Linked DNA regions of Homo sapiens: regions 2 and 3 are each linked to region 1. The links are chromatin contacts, found by Hi-C or POLR2A ChIA-PET in ENCODE. All regions are on one chromosome and are shown on one strand. Each heading gives the region's core, a stretch centred on a gene start or an enhancer-like site at or near the end of the contact. The rest is flanking DNA. Distances are from core to core; before and after follow the strand shown.

The links. A loop is a pair of places that touch in the nucleus more often than their neighbours do. ChIA-PET counts read pairs that join two places held with the same protein, here RNA polymerase II (POLR2A). Pooled maps may share reads with other maps.
Region 2: a map of CD8-positive, alpha-beta T cell shows a loop between it and region 1 (13-fold over the local background). The contact joins the promoter of SEPHS1 here to the promoter of CAMK1D in region 1. A Hi-C loop is called at or near these places in 2 of 168 maps with a recorded cell type or tissue (CD8-positive, alpha-beta T cell and naive thymus-derived CD4-positive, alpha-beta T cell), 4 of 37 single-sample maps with no recorded cell type and 11 of 50 pooled maps.
Region 3: a map of CD8-positive, alpha-beta T cell shows a loop between it and region 1 (8-fold over the local background). The contact joins the promoter of PHYH here to the promoter of CAMK1D in region 1. A Hi-C loop is called at or near these places in 3 of 168 maps with a recorded cell type or tissue (CD4-positive, alpha-beta T cell, CD8-positive, alpha-beta T cell and naive thymus-derived CD4-positive, alpha-beta T cell) and 7 of 50 pooled maps. POLR2A ChIA-PET finds 5 or more read pairs at or near these places in 2 of 52 experiments (CD4-positive, alpha-beta T cell and activated CD4-positive, alpha-beta T cell).

Annotation. Positions count from the first base shown.
Region 1 is chr10:12,347,150-12,352,148 of GRCh38, reverse strand. CAMK1D (calcium/calmodulin dependent protein kinase ID) reads right to left here and starts at 2,602. Exons shown (of 11, transcript NM_153498.4): 1 at 2,239-2,602. The coding sequence starts at 2,330. RefSeq lists enhancers at 1,454-1,613, 1,788-2,287 and silencers at 2,324-2,413, 2,584-3,143, 3,184-3,443.
Region 2 is chr10:13,345,754-13,350,752 of GRCh38, reverse strand. SEPHS1 (selenophosphate synthetase 1) reads left to right here and starts at 2,460. Exons shown (of 9, transcript NM_012247.5): 1 at 2,460-2,753. RefSeq lists enhancers at 693-1,484, 1,485-2,275 and silencers at 2,345-2,564, 2,695-3,524.
Region 3 is chr10:13,297,699-13,302,697 of GRCh38, reverse strand. PHYH (phytanoyl-CoA 2-hydroxylase) reads left to right here and starts at 2,634. Exons shown (of 9, transcript NM_006214.4): 1 at 2,634-2,730; 2 at 4,453-4,511. The coding sequence starts at 2,656. It overlaps LOC124902377 (a long non-coding RNA gene), which reads right to left and starts at 2,509. Exons shown (of 2, transcript XR_007062056.1): 1 at 2,292-2,509; 2 at 1-644. RefSeq lists enhancers at 1-95, 286-575, 432-932, 2,308-2,447, 3,024-3,644 and a silencer at 2,628-3,047.

The sequences.
Region 1 (4,999 bases), core at 1,353-3,852:
GTTTGGTAGCTCACATAATTATCTCTGCTGCCTTAGTTTTCTCATCTGCAAATTGGGTGTAATGGTAAATACCTACCTCATAAGGTTACTCTGAGATTTAAATGAGTTAATACACATAAGGCACGTAGAATAATACCTGATCCTGGGTATACATTTCAGAATACCACCTATGATTACCATGATTATTATGTGGAGTAAAAACATCTTGATCATCACACTGTTTCTATCATTCTTCTAGGTCCAATGCCAGTGCTACAGTGGGAAGCTCCTTTGCAAAGAATTCCATCCCAGGCAGAAGGCAATGCTTTAGGACCCTAAGAGAGACCCATTCCCAAAGCTCACAGGGAACATGGCTGGAGTCCAAGAGGCTGTTCTGCCAGAGAAGCGCTCTGGCACCAGAGGGCAAATCCCCATTTTTCCCCAAGGTGGAAACCACCCACAGTCATCTCCAAACACCATGCTCCAGCAGGAGCCACAGCTTGGAGCCTCAGCAGCCCCGCCACTGCAGAGGTGCAGCTGCACGAGTCAGTCAGGGGACAGGGCATCAGTCACCCGGAGGCTACAGGCAGGAAGCCAGTGTGGGGGGCTCGGGTGGGAACAAGCCACGGACAGGAAAGCATTCACACAGGGTGGGTCCCCATGCTCTCCCATCTCCTCATTGGCGGCCACAGTGCGGGTCCTGGATGACAAGCAAAGGCCATGCTTTCTTGTCTCTCAGTAACTTGAGCATCTCAGAATCACAACCCCAAACCCGAATAAACCTCAGTGGCAATTTTCAAAAGTTTTGACCCAAACTAACCCCTTACCTGGCTGCACTAAGAGGCAACCCCAAACCCCTATTTATTAAAAAGCTACATCTTTTTCTGTTTTCATTCCAACAAAGATAGCAAATAGGTGCCCTCCCTGAAAGGCAACAACCACAGCAGGGAGACCCCACTCTAGTCCTCAGCGTGCGCCTTCCCGGGAATCAGAAGCAGGACTGGGAAAGCCACCCTCACAACTTCTCTCCGGGGGACCCCCTGCAGATCTGCGTGGGGGTGAGGGGAAATGACTGAACAGCAGCAGACGCCGAGCCTGGAGGTGAAGACAAGCTGGGTAATGTGGTGCTGGAAAAAAGAAACCAAGCACAAAAACAAGCACACGGAAAAAAAGGAGGAAGGAAAGAAAGGGCACCCAACAACGCACTGATTTATCCCATGAAATAGCTCCCCTTTCTCTTCCCAGCCTAATCAACACCTCCATGAACCCCTGCAAAATGGGCATTTCTGACTGCACACCTGTGCGTGAATCCACACTGACAGATACTGATGCAGAGCAAATACTGATTGTGTGAGGGAAGGAAATAACTTGAACTTCAGACTCATTCGGCAGGTCCTGATTCTCTTTCACTATCAGCCTCCCCACCTATTCTGAGCCGCTCCGAAACAAAACAAACAAGACCCAACTCCTGGGCAGAAAGGGAACAGCAGCTGAGCTGAGCAGCACATGCTTGGAGCGTTCCTGCCATCGACTTCGGATTATTTCTGCTTTCTTGAGACACAGCCATCAGCATGGGACTCGATGCAGCCCGGAGAGAGCACCGCCCGCGCAGCGACGCGCACAGACCCTCCCTTGGAGACGCGCTCCCCGGCGCGTGCGGCCGAGCCCGCGTGAAATGCACAGACCCTCCGGTGAGGCTCTGCCCACGTGTGACCCTGAGCACTGCGAAGCCCTTCCCTTCCATCCTCGCGTGGCCACCCAAAGTCTTGCCTACACCTCGTACGTGCAGATGCCAATTCCATAGAAATACATGATGTAAGGACAGAAATGGGAACGACTGGAGGCTGATCTTCTCGTGACCACGTCTCGCCAACGCGGTGCGCCCATGCACACGGCGAGTAAACGCACACAGCCGGTAAACAGCCATCCCCACCATGCTCAGCCCACAGTCACGCGTGGGGAGAAGGCAGCGGAGAGGGCGGCGGTGGCAGGAGAAGTGGGAAGTCGCGCGCCCGCGTGGGCTGCTCCCTGACAGCCCGGCGCTGCCCCCTCCCCCTCCCGGGAACGGCGCCCACCCGGGGGTCGCAGGCCCACGCGTCGGGCGCGCTCGGGGGGGCTCCGCAGCGCCGAGAACGGGACAATGAGGACGCGGTGACAGGCTGGGTTTCTGCCGCGGTAGTGGCGGCGGCGGCAGCTGGAGCTGCCCGTGCAGCCCCTGCCGCGGCCACCTCCACCCTCGCCTCCCCGGTCCCCACTTACGTTCCGAGGGTCTCTTTGAACTCGAAGATCTTCTTGATGTCTTCAGCTTGCTTTTTCCAGGAGGAGCTGCTCTCGCCGTTCTCCCGGGCCATGGCCGACGAGCGCGGCGCGGAGGAGCGGCCGGGGGCGCGCTGGGGAGGGGGCGCCGGGGGCGCGGCGCGGGCGCAGAGGCGGCGGGGATGCCGGGCGGCTCGGGCTGCGGCGCAGCTTCCTCCTCTGCAGTTTCCTCTTTCGCTCTCGCCGCCGCCGCCGCGGCCGCGGTCCCTCCCTGGCTCTTATTTCTGCTGTTCTCGGGCACAGACTTCCTGCCGCCGCCGCGCGCCGGCTCCTTTGCCGCCGCCTGCCAGCCTCACTTTCTGCTACTTTCTTGCCTCCCTCCCGCTCCCTCCCTGCCGCCCGCCGCGCTCCCCCCCACCTCGCGCCTCCTCCCCCTCCTCCCCCTCCTCCCCCTCCCGCGGGCTCCCCGCCCTCTCCGTGCGCCCCGGCCGCTCCCCGCCTCCAGCGCGCCGCCTTCGGGGATGTCCCGCTCCCCTCCCAAGAGCGCCGGGCCACGGCCGTCGTGCCCCCTGGAGCCCCGGCGAGGGCGGGTACGGGCCCCCGGCAGGTGCGGGGCGCACGCGGGAGAGCCCCAGCCCCTCCGGGAGCTGGAAACGGAGCCCAGTCTGGGGGCGCCGGGGCTTTCCCGTCTCCGGCGGGAGGGGGCGCCTCTGCGTGGCTCGGAAGCGCCGGGCGGGCGGGGGTGCGCGGCGGCCGGATGCGGGGCGCCGAGGGCGGGGCGCCTTCCCGCGCTGTGGCCTGTGGCCCGGGGGACCCGAGGGGCAAGGCGTGGGGTGGGGGGGGTGGGGGCCGGTTGTTATGGCGACGGGCGGCGGCGGCGGCTGGGATGGAGGCGGAGGCGGGCGGGAGCTCATTCGCATTGCACCAAATCGGTTTCACGTCAGTTTCGGGACAGACCCGCGAGGAGCAAGCCGGGGAGCCTCTGGGCGGGTACGCGCAGGACGCGCCAGCAGCTGCCTCGTGGTCCCTTTGCGAGCAAAACTCCCGGGGGTGTTTGGCAGCCGCGCGGGCGCCCTGGTGCTGGGCTGGAGCGGCCGGCGGGCCTGGCCGGCCTGGTTGCCCTGGCTCACGCTTGGCCCCTTCTGGCATCTCCCTGTCTCCTCCCAGAGACTCAGTGGAAAGAAGTGATCGTCTGCCCCGCAGTCCCCTCGAAGGAGGAGCCCACCCGCGGCTGGCTTAGTAGGGTGTCCGGGTTGCGGGGCAGGCACCTGCTTTCCTATGGACTGCCAAAACTAACCCAGAGAATTCCCTCCGGACTCCCATCTCCCAGCTGTACTTTGGCCTGCCCGCCCCACTCCTGGTGTCCACCTGTCAGAGGGCAGCCCACGTGCTCCAGTTCCCTGGTCCCCAACCTGCAGGGGCGACCTCTTGATCGGAAAATTTTAGATTTCTTGGTATCAACACTTCGCCTCCCTCAGGGCCTCTCCTCGTAGTTGGGTAAACAGCTCTGTCTCTTGACTGGGGACACCTGTCCCATTTTCCCAGGACTGTTCCAATTTCACTGTAAAAGGAAAAAAAAAATCTGCTCCCTGAATAGGAAACTTCATCCAGCACCTTGTGCCTAGTTCTGACTCTGGCTGAAGTGGAGGCAGCCCAGCTGCTCTCCCTCAGCCCCTACTCTGACCCTAAAGAGGTCAGACGACACCCTGGCATCCCCATTCCTGGGACCTCCATGCTAGTTTCCATCTTTCAAAGACGGTTAGCTTAAGGTTTTCCAAACTGAGAAGAGCAAAGAGGGGATTTACTTGCCGGTTAGATGTAGAATAAATCCACAAACCCAATTTCCAACACGGATGGGTGAGAAGAATTACTAAGGAACCTCTCTTATACTTGAGGCACATTACCAAAGTTCAAGGCAAACAGCATCCCCTTCAATAAGAAACATTTGAAAAACTATCATGTATTTTACTTGTGCCAAAGGTTAGATAATACAAACAGTGGGAACCAGGGCATAAGTCAACTAAGATCCCAACTGTCGCTTTCTCATGCCTACAGTCAGCATCTTCTTGTCCTTTCTTTCTCCTTCCCTTCCTCCCACTGTGTTTCCTTCTCCTCTTTTCCTATTTGGTTCTCTGCTATGTTGCCCTTGCTGCCTGGCCTCAGGAACAGCCGCCAGAGCTCATGAAAACAATTCTCATTCTCAGCTATTATCCCCACAGCTGAAGAAGTGCTGATTCTCTACTACCCGGCCATAAAAAAGAATGAAATCATGTCTTTTGCAGCAACGCAGTTGGAACTGAAGGCCATTATCTTAGGTGAAATAACTCAGAAACAGAAAGTCAAATACCACATGTTCTCACTTAGAAGTGAGAGCTAAGGCTAGGCATGGTGGCTCACGCCTGTAATCCCAGCACTTTGGGAGGCCTAGGCCAGTGGATCACCTGAGGTCAGGAGTTCAAGACCAGCCTGGCCAACATGGTGAAACTCTATTAAAAATAAAAATTAGCCAGGCATGGTGGCACATGCCTGTAATCCCAGCTACTCAGGAGGCTGAGGCAGGAGAATCACTGTAACCTAGGAGGTTGCAGTGAGCGAAGATTGCACCATTGCACTCCAGCCTGGCGACAGAGCAAGACTCCATCTCAAAAAAAAAAAAAGGAGAAGAAGTGGGAGCTAAATAATGTGTATATGTGGACAGAGAGTGTGGAATAATGACATTGGAGTGGGGTAGGGGAAGGGATGAGAAATTAACTAATGGGCATGG
Region 2 (4,999 bases), core at 1,211-3,710, 1.0 Mb before region 1:
CTGTTTTGTTTGAGACAGGGTCTTGCTATGTTACTCAGGCTAGAGTGTAGTGGCACGATTACAGCTCAATGTAGCCTTGAACTACTGGGCTCAAATGATTTACCTCAGCCTCTGAGGTAGTTAGGACTATAGGCATGCGCCATCACACCTGACTACTTCTTAAATTTTCTGTAGAGACGCGGTTTCATTATGTTGCCCAGGCTGGTCTCAACCTCCTGGCCTCAAGTGATCCTCCTGTCTTGGCCTCCCAAAGCCCTGGGGTTACAGGCACCCTGAGCTACCCTGCTCAGCGGTAAACTGGTATTTTTAATAAGCCCCAACCAGACAATGCAACCCAGGAGAACCATCTCTTGGACGGAACCAGCAGAGCCTGAGAATCCAGCGGGGATGGCTCCCTAGAATGGGGTTCTGGTGAGCCCGGGAGTTGCGGGGGAGCGTAGGACTAGCTCAAAGCAGTACCCAAGGAAGAAGCTCTCATCACCGGCAAAGAAAAGGATGCATGACTCTGCCAGATGATCTGGGCCAAGGCTGTAGTGTGGCCCTGGATGAAGTAAGGCATCTGTGGCTTACGGCCTCTGCGGCAGAGAACTGCTTCCCGGTGAGCTCGTGGTGGGTGGAGGCGGGGAGGAAGAGTCGGTTCTGAGGATGGTGGCCTCCCACCGACGCAGCGGGGATCGGCCTCTGTCCCGCCCAGCCACTTGATTTCCAAGTTCTGCAGAGCTCTGTCCAAGGTCTCTTTCACTTTTTTCCTGAGCTCTCCCTTCGGGGTTAATCTCACCTCTTACGGAGGCTTCGAACACCATTTACATGCTGATGGCACCCAGATTTGCATCTCTGAGCCCCATCCCCACACCAAATTCCGGACCTGTTTCCCTATTAACTTTGGTCTGGAATATCCGGCAGACCTGAGATTTGCAACTCTGAGCCCCACCCCCACACCATCCGGCAGACCTCAGATTTAACATTTCCAAAGCTGAACTCACCCCGAAACTTGTTTGCCTTTCAGCAGTTCTTAGATAAATTATTAGCATCGCTCCTCATTCCCTCCCCCACCCCCCACCCCCGCAAACTGGAAACCTGGGGGTCATCTTATCCTTCTTCCTCTCCTTCCTACGTGCTAAATCACACCAAATCCCTTCCCTGGGCTGCATTCCCCTTGCTTTCAGTTCAAGTACATCTCCGGGCTTGACTAGTACAATACCCTCTTAATGAGAACCGTGACCCTGTCTTCCCCTCTGGGAGAAGCCATCCTCCAGTGGCAGGCGCCTGTAATCCCAGCTACTGGGGAGGCTGAGGCAGGAGAATCACCTGAACCCAGGAGGCGGAGGTTGCAGTGAGCCGAGATCGCGCCACTGCACTCCAGCCTGGCGACAGAGTGGGACTCCGTCTCAAAATAAATAAATAAATAAATATAAAATAAAAGAATGCAGACTAACACGTTCTTTGCAAACTTACTACAGGGTATGAAGAAAGTACACAAAGACAGGAGCAGCCTGTCTTCGAGGTGGCATCACTTCTGCATCCAGCCCAGGATTAAAACCCGGAGCAACTGGCAAGCGGAAATGTTAACGAAAAGGGCATCTGCGTAGCGTGCCAACCTGCCGTGCCACGTAAAGCACGGTCCAGTGACCCAAAACATTTCTGCTCCCAAATAACATTTGGAAAATGCTGACCTACTGCCTAGAAAAGTTCGATCGGCATTCCTGCACACTGCTGTTTTAGAGAGAAGCCCTAAACGATATCTGAAAGTATTTGGTTTATTTTCATCAGCAATGCTTTAGAATCTCGAAAGCCCAGAAAAAAGTTATTTCACGACGTGAAGCTCCCCCCTCGATGTCAATTCGAACACATCCAGGGTTGCGGCTGCCATGTTCGCTCGAACATGTGCAGGACAAACAATGCAACCAGCGGGGAACCGTAAACCTTTTTCCTCGACTTCCTACCACGCACATGAAGTGTTCAAGAAACTTTGCAGGACGTCTCCACATTTCACGAGGCTCCCGTGAACTCCGGAGCCGAGCTAAACAATAGGAAGGACAGATGCTGGGAGTCCCCAAGCATCTAACGCGCCGTTTGTGTTTTCAAAAAACCTCTGCCTGGCGCCCAGGCGGCTTTTCCTGGGCTCCTAGCCTCCTGTGCAAATTGTTCCCATGGTCATTGTCTTCCAGGACGCTCCGCTGCGCACTCGGGGAGCGGGGACAGCGCCCCGCAGAGCGCCGCGCGGTCGAGCCCGGCCAGGTGGCGGAAACGTTCCCGGCCCTTGCAGCGGGGCCCGGGAAAAAGGTGGCCCGGGCGCCAAGGGCGGCTGCCAATGCAACTCGCAACTTTTGAAATCAATCCTTTTTTGCATCATGCAACGGATGCCACCGCTCCTCGGGTTTGCAACCCCCCACCCCTCCCCCGAGACCAATCATTGCCGCGCTCGGGGCTGCACGGCGCCCCCGCCCCCTTCCCGGGCCGCACGCCGCCACCCAGCAGCCAGGGCCGCCTCTTAAAGGGAGGTGGCCGGCCTTAAAGGACCCCCGCGCGCCCAGCCGGCGGGAGCGCGGCGGCCCGGCTCCCGCAGGGCCGCGCCGAGGCAGGCGAGCCCCCGCGGCGCCCAGGCGCGGGCCCGGGCCCCCGCCGCCGCCGCCGCCGCCGGGCGCGGCATTTTTATTCAGGCGACGCTTAAGGGAGCCCGGCCGCGCCCGGTGCATTGTGGGAGCGGCCCGCGGCCCGTTTTCGGGAGGAGGCGGAGGGCGCAAAGCGAGCCGGTAAGCGGCGGGCCCGGCGCGGGGGGGAGGCGCAGGCTTAAAGGGGAATCTGGGTCCGCAGGCCCGCGGCGGCCGTTGCAAATCCCCCTCCGGGCCGCCCGGGACCGCCGGGGAGCCGCGCGCCGCCGGCCCCGCCAGCCCTGCCTGGAGAGGGGCAGCGCCGGGCTTGGTGGGGCCGCTTTAAAAAAGAAGCGCCGCCCGCGCCGCCGCCGCCGCCGCGCGGGGCCGGGGAAGGAGGGAGGGAGGGCGGGGAGGAGCGGAGGGGAGGGCGGCGGCGGCCACGCAGGGGTTAATTTTTTCGCCCGCCGACATTTTTGCGCGGCGGCGGCGGCGGCCCGTGCGCGCGGCGGGAGCGGCCGGCCTGGGGTCGCGGGGTGCCTCCGGGGCCTCCCCGCCTCCCCTTTTCTCCGCGCGGGCCCTGTCGACCCGGGGCGGGTGCGTCCCGGCGTCCTCCCCGGCTCCTGGGCCGCACGCGCGGTGCCCGCCGGCTCCCGCCGCCTCCCGCCGGCCCGAACAGGGATGGCCCGGCCGGGGCCCCGAGCTGCCGCCTCCGCCCCGCCGCCGGCCCGCAGCCCGGGCCTGCTGGGCCTTCCGAGGCGGCGGCGAGGGCCTGAGCCTGAGCCTGAGCCCGAAGGTGTCCCCGGGTTCCTTGCTCCCCTCCCCGGCCGCCTCCGACGCGGGCGTCCTGGAGAGCGCGCCCCATTGTGCGGGGCCGGCGGGGAGGTAGGTCCGGGGTTGGCGGGGCAGCGCGCCGGGCCCACCCCGCTGACCGGCTCCCCGGCTCCCCACGCTCGTTGGAAGAAAAAAAAAAACCAAACCATGGAAATGTGCCCGGGAAGGAAAGGGCTAAACGTTGCTTTAAATATTCATGCCATTGTTTTAAAGGCGTAAACATGTGGCTGCGGGGTCGCCGGGCACCGTCCCTTATTAATGCAAATGGATCCCCCTGGTTCCCTAATCACTGCACATTTCCCCCAGAACCCCCTCCCCCTTCCCATGCCCTCCAAAAATGTAAGAATCTAGTACTTTTTTCATTAGGATGTGAGGCTGATTTGTGTCCTTAGTACCATTTGGAATTTTAAATCTGAGCGCCTTCCTGATACAAGGTGTTTTAAACTTTTTTCCACCCTTAAAACTCTTGAGAAGATAGTAATTTAAAAGGAAGTGATAGCCACACAATTCCCCTCCCCACCTTTTTGGGAGCCAGGAGAGGAATAGATAGGAGGTAGGAAAATAACTGGATGCCTCGTGAGTTGGATTTTTTCTTTTTCTTTTTTTTTTCCTGGTAGGGGTGAGGCTGTGTTAAATGCGAGGTGTTTTTTGAGGAAAGGACTTTGTTGTTTTTGTTGAAAACGCCTTCCAAGTCAAAGTGGTATTCAAACTTTCCCATAACTCTAAGATGGCTTCAAAATTCTCGTCTCTTGTCACTTGCGGCCAGCGCCTGCTCTTTTTGGGCAGGGAGACTTCTTGGAATCGTGTTCGAAGGCTGACTCCTGCTCAGTTGTTACGTTTCCCACCGAAATCATTGCTCATCCCAAACCGTGTTTTTGTGAAGACGGTTTGGATTACTGCCCAAACTCGGGCTTCGTGAGATTTATATGAGCGATGTGCGTCCCAAGGGATGGAAAACTCTATAAATGGGAATTATGTTCTTAATCATAAATTTTATAGGGGAAACCGACCTTAAAACTTGGGGTGTTTGTAATTCTAGTCCCAATAAAGTATCAGTCTGGAGGTTTGTAAACTCGAGGAACACATGTTGTTTTTTCCTTTAGCCCCAAAGGCTAAAAAACGTAGGAGTGCTTGTTCCAGAAACCTAACGGTGGTACACAGGGCCGAAATGCTGCTGATTTAGTATGGCTTAATTTATTGTTTCGGTTCTGCAATGAAATGTTAATGAGGAGTAGCATATTTTGTCAATGATGTGTGTACTAGTTTGTTGGGCTGGATGTTTTGCTTTCTAGGAAATAGCACTGCGTGAAAACATCAGAGAACTTTCCAGGCTTTCGCCTGAAGAACACAGACCTTACTGTGTTAAACTGCCACTGTAGTTTTTAAGTTGTGCCCTTTAGAGAGGACTCCTATTAGTTTTGGATTGCATTGTGTATTTTTTTATTTTTTATTTGAGACGGAGTCTCACTCTCGCCCAGGCTGGAGTGCAGTGGCTCGATCTCGGCTCACTGCAACCTCCGCCTCCCAGGTTCAAGCGATTCTCTTGCCTCAGCCTCCCAAGTAGCTGGGATTAC
Region 3 (4,999 bases), core at 1,385-3,884, 950 kb before region 1:
GTCTCGATCTCCTGACCTCCTAATCTGCCTGCCTCGGCCTCCCAAAGTGCTGGGATTACAGGCGTGAGCCACCGCGCCCGGCCAAGGTCCGATTTTTTAATAAACAAGGGAAGGGTGATGAACTGAATTCACAGCTTCAGTTTTTTTTCTCCTGGCAGCAGTGCCCACATTTCACCAGGCGAGGGCAGAAAGGAGAGACCGCCTCGCCGGTCCACATCCAGAAAGGGGCGTTCCCAAGGGCAGAAAGAGGCCGACCCTCCACCTGCACCCGCCCCAGGCCCTGCGCTTGCGTTCAAACCGTGACAAACCGTAGAGTCCTTGAGAGCCCCGGGTTACTCCTACATGGTCATATTCCCGCGCGGGATGCCGAAGTGGGGCAGATGAGGTCCGGAGCTGCTGAGGGATCCCGGGTCCTTCTGTTGGTCTGAGACCCTGGGGCGGGCGGAATCCCGGAGAAAGCCGGAGGGACTCCCCAGTGGAAGCCTGGGAGCTGCCGTTCTCCTCCCTGCCTGTGCAAACAGGAAGGGGCTGGTGATGCTGGCTGCGGGCCTCCCTCCTGGACTGCGACATTGTCACCAAATTCTATAAAGACGTCATGCAGGAAGTGATAACGTGTGCTGCGACGTTCTGGAAGTAACTCGAAGCTAAAAAAGAACAAAAAATCAATGAAAAAATGAAACTAAAGAAACAATGAGATGCTATGTCAATATCCGTAGTTATGGAATGGAAAATAAATCTTACAAAGAGATGCTGGAGTTATCTAAGAAATTTACACCATACTGGCCTGTGTGCATCAGACTTTTCTGGAGGTCATTTATTTTATTCACTTTTTTTTTTTTTATGACCAACCGAACTTTCTAATATTTTGGGCTGGAGTCCCACTAAATGAAATACCCCTTTTGAATGGCACATATGACTTTTAGGGATGCATCTTAGCATTTTTATTTTTTTATTTTTATTTTCAAAACTTCATTGATGTTTTGGAGTTTTGTTTGTTTTTTGTTTTTGTGTTTTTTGGACATGGCCTCACTCTGTCGCCCAGGCTGGAGTGCAGAGGCACGATCTGGGCTCACTGCAACTTCAAACTCCCGGGCTCAGGTGATCCTCCTGCAGCAGGACGAGCCGCAGACAAAACTCAGACACCGGATTAAAGAAGGGCTGTATTAGGCCGGGAACTTCGGCAGACTTGCAACCGAGGTCCCTGAAAAAGAAATTCTTGGCCCTTTTAAGGGCTTGTAACTCTAAGGGTCTACGTGAAAGTTTAGTGAGAGATCGAGCAAGCGTGGGGAACATGACTGGGGGCTACAGGCAACAGCTAACAGAACAGAAAGTTTTGCAATGCTTCCTCATACAATGTCTGGAATTTTTATTTATTTAATTTATTGATTTATTTTTTATTTTTTTTGAGACGGAGTCTTGCTCTGTCGCCCAGGCTGGAGTGCGGTGGCGCCATCTCGCTCACTGCAAGGTCCGCCTCCTGGGTTTACACCGTTCTCCTGCCTCAGCCTCCTGAGTAGCTGGGACTACAGGCGCCCGCCACGACGCCCGGCTAATTTTTTTGTAGATCAGGTGTTCTCACTATGTTACCCAGGCTGCTTTCGATCTATAGCGATCCTGAGCTCAAGCGATCCTCCTGCCTCGGCCTCCCAAAGTGTTGGAGTTACGGGCGTGAGCCACCGCACCCGGCTAAAAACCTGTTTGTTTGTTTGTTTGTTTGTTTAGAGACGGAGTCTTGCCCTGTCACCCAGGCTGGAATGCAGTGGCGCCATCTCGCTGACTGCATCCTCCGCCTCCCGGTTGCAAGTGATTCTCTTGCCTCAGCCTCCCCAGTAGCTGGGATTACAGGCGTGCGCCACAACACTCAGCTAATTTTTGTATCTTTAGTAGAGACGGGTTTTCACCAAGTTGGCCAGGCTGGTCTCGAACTCCTGACCCCGTGATCCGCCTGCCTTGGCCTCCCAAAGTGCTGGGATTACAGGCGTGAGCCACCGCGCCCGGCAAACTTTTTGTTTAAATCGGAGATTTTATTCTTTCAGCTGTCAGTGGAAGGAGCAGTCACGTAGGGTTAAACAGATGGAAGCCATGACGTTAGGAGAGTGAGTGAGGTCCCAGCCCAGCCACTTGTCACTGTGTGACCTCGGCCTGGTCACTGGGCCCCCGAGCTTCGGTGCGGCAGGGAGGGTCCTGGTGATGGAACAGAAACAGGGTGCGGGGCAGGGGTAATGACTCACGCCTGTAGTCCCAGCACTTTGGGAGGTCGAGACGGGAGGCGGGGGGAGTTTGAGACCCACCTGGGCAACGTAGCGAGACCCCATCTCTACAAAAAATAAAAATTAGCCCAAGAGTTCAAGGCTGCAGTGAGCTATGATCGCGCACTGCACTCCAGCCTGGGCGACAGAGCAAGATCTTGTTTCTTTTTAAAAAGAAAGAAAATAAAGGACGGAAGGATCATGGTGTGGGGAGGACTTCAGCCCCGGGCGGTTGCCCGGCGCGCGGACTCTAGCGGACTAGGGCTCCCCAGCAGCCCGGCCCGCGAGCTGGCACCGCCCGGAATCCCGCTTACGTCCAGTCCGGGGCGGCGCCTGGAGGCGGAGCCGCCCGCTGGGCTAAATGGGGCAGAGGCCGGGAGGGGTGGGGGTTCCCCGCGCCGCAGCCATGGAGCAGCTTCGCGCCGCCGCCCGTCTGCAGATTGTTCTGGGCCACCTCGGCCGCCCCTCGGCCGGGGCTGTCGTATCCTTTGGGCTGCGCGGGGCTCGGGCTGGATCCGGCGCCGGCGCCGCCGCCTGAGTGGTGGCCCTGGTCCGGGTGGAGGCCTCGGGGTCGCACGCTTCGCAGCCCCAGCGCCTCCTCGCTCAGCGCCGCGTCCCCGCCTGGGTCGCGTCTCTTCCAGGAGCCGGGGAGCGGGGAAGAGGCTGCGTCCCCCGAGGACACGCGCGGCCGCCCTGGGGTCGGGGCAATTGCCGCGTTGCCCTGCCCTCCGGGATCCCTGGGGGCCTCTGCTCCTCTCTTTGTGGAGACGTCGTTTCACCGGCGGCGCGTGACCCCGGCAGCTGTCCAGAGACCCAGAGATGTCCAATCACAGGCGCACGGTGCACAGGCGCGCAGGGCTGCCTGGAACCGGCCCAGGCAGGCAGTGACCGGGACCTCTCCGGAGGGGAGAGGACGGTGCCCTCCCGGGCAGGAGCTGGCCAGGCAGGCGCTGCCCAGGGCGGCCTCCCTGCTGGACTACGGCATTGCCACTGAGTTATATAAAGACACTATTTGGGGAAGGACAGCGGGTGAGGACTGGCGCGGCGGCACACGCCTTGCCTGTTGTCTCGGCTCTTCTGGGGGCCAAGGCCAGGAGTCCAGGGTTACAGTGAGCCGTGATGGCCAGTGCGTTCCAAAAGAGAGAAACAGAGAGAAAGAAAGGATAACATGTTAATTGATGAGAGTGACATTCCGAAAGTAACCGATTAAGCTAAAGAAACAATGCAATTCTATGTCAACTCTCTGCAGTTACCGGATAGAAAGGAGATCTTTAAAAGGAATTTCTAGGGTTTTGCTTTTTTGGTTTTTTTTTTTTTTTGAAACAGGGCCTCACTCTGTCACCCAGGCTGGAGTGCAGTAGTGGTACGATCTCGGCTCACTCCTGGGCTCAAGAGATCCTTCCACCTCAGCCTCCTAAGTAGTTGGGACTACAGGGTTGCGCCACGATGCCAGGCGAATTTATGTTGTTGTTGTTATTGTTGTTATTATTATTATTATTATTATTATTATTATTATTATTATTATTTTTGAGACGGAGTCTTGCTCTGTGGTCAGGCTGGAGTGCAGTGCCGCACTCTGCAATGTCGGCCCACTGCAACCTCCGCCTCCCAGGTTCAAGCCATTCCCCTGCCTCAGCCTCCCAAGTGTAATTTGTATTATTATTATTAGTAGTAGTAGTAGTAGCAGTAGTAGTAGTAGTAGTAGTAGTAGTAGTAGTAGTAGTAGTAGTGGTGGTAGTTTTTTTTCTGAGATGGAGTCTCTCTCTGTTGCCCAGGCTGGAATGCAGTGGCCTGATCTCAGCTCACTGCAATCTCCACCTCCCAGGTTCAAGCAATTCTCCTGTCTTAGCCTCTCCAGTAGCTGGGATTACAAATGAACGCCACCACGCCTGGCTAATTTTTGTATTTTTAGTAGAGATGGGGTTTCACCATATTGGTCAGGCTGGTCTCGAAATCCCGACCTCAGGTGATCCATCCGCCTCGGCCTCCCAAAGTGCTAGGATTACAAACGTGAGCCACCGCCCCCGGCCTAATTTGTATTTTTAGTAGAGATGGGGTTTCACCATGTTGGCCAGGCTGGTCTCGAACTCCTGAGCTCAAGTAATCCTCCTGCCTCAGCCTCCCAAAGTGCTGGAATTACAGGCATGAGCCACCGTGCCTGGCCTTCTATATTTTACTTTATTTGCCTTAATTCACATCCTAGGTAGCTCATCCCACTTCAGGGACTATTTCCTCTGCCAGTTTCCATCCTCAACAATTCCAGTAAGTAGTTTGAGTTTTGATTTTGAAATATATTATGTATATAAAAGTTTCTTGAGTGGTAATGAAGATATACCACATAATATGTTACCTGATTAGAATTTTATTATACAAATCCTCTGTTTCCAGGACTTATTCTAATTAGTGCACTTGTGGAAAATTTTGGAGACCGACTAATTTTCTGTATGTATTTTAAGATTCAGAAAGAAGGAAAAATACCAGAAAATACATAATCCGACATTTATTTATTTATTTTTAATAGAGACGGGCCCTTCCTATGTTGCCCAGGCTGGTGTTGAACTCCTGGGCTAAAGCAATCCTCCTGCCTTGGCCTCCCAAAGTGCTGGGATTGCAGCCTGAGCCATCACACCAGCCTTATAATCTGACTTTTAAAAATTCAGTTAAACATCTCATTTAAATTAACTTGTGGCCGGGCACCGTGGCTCATGCCTGTAATCCCAGCACTTTGGGAGGCCAAGGCAGGTGGATCA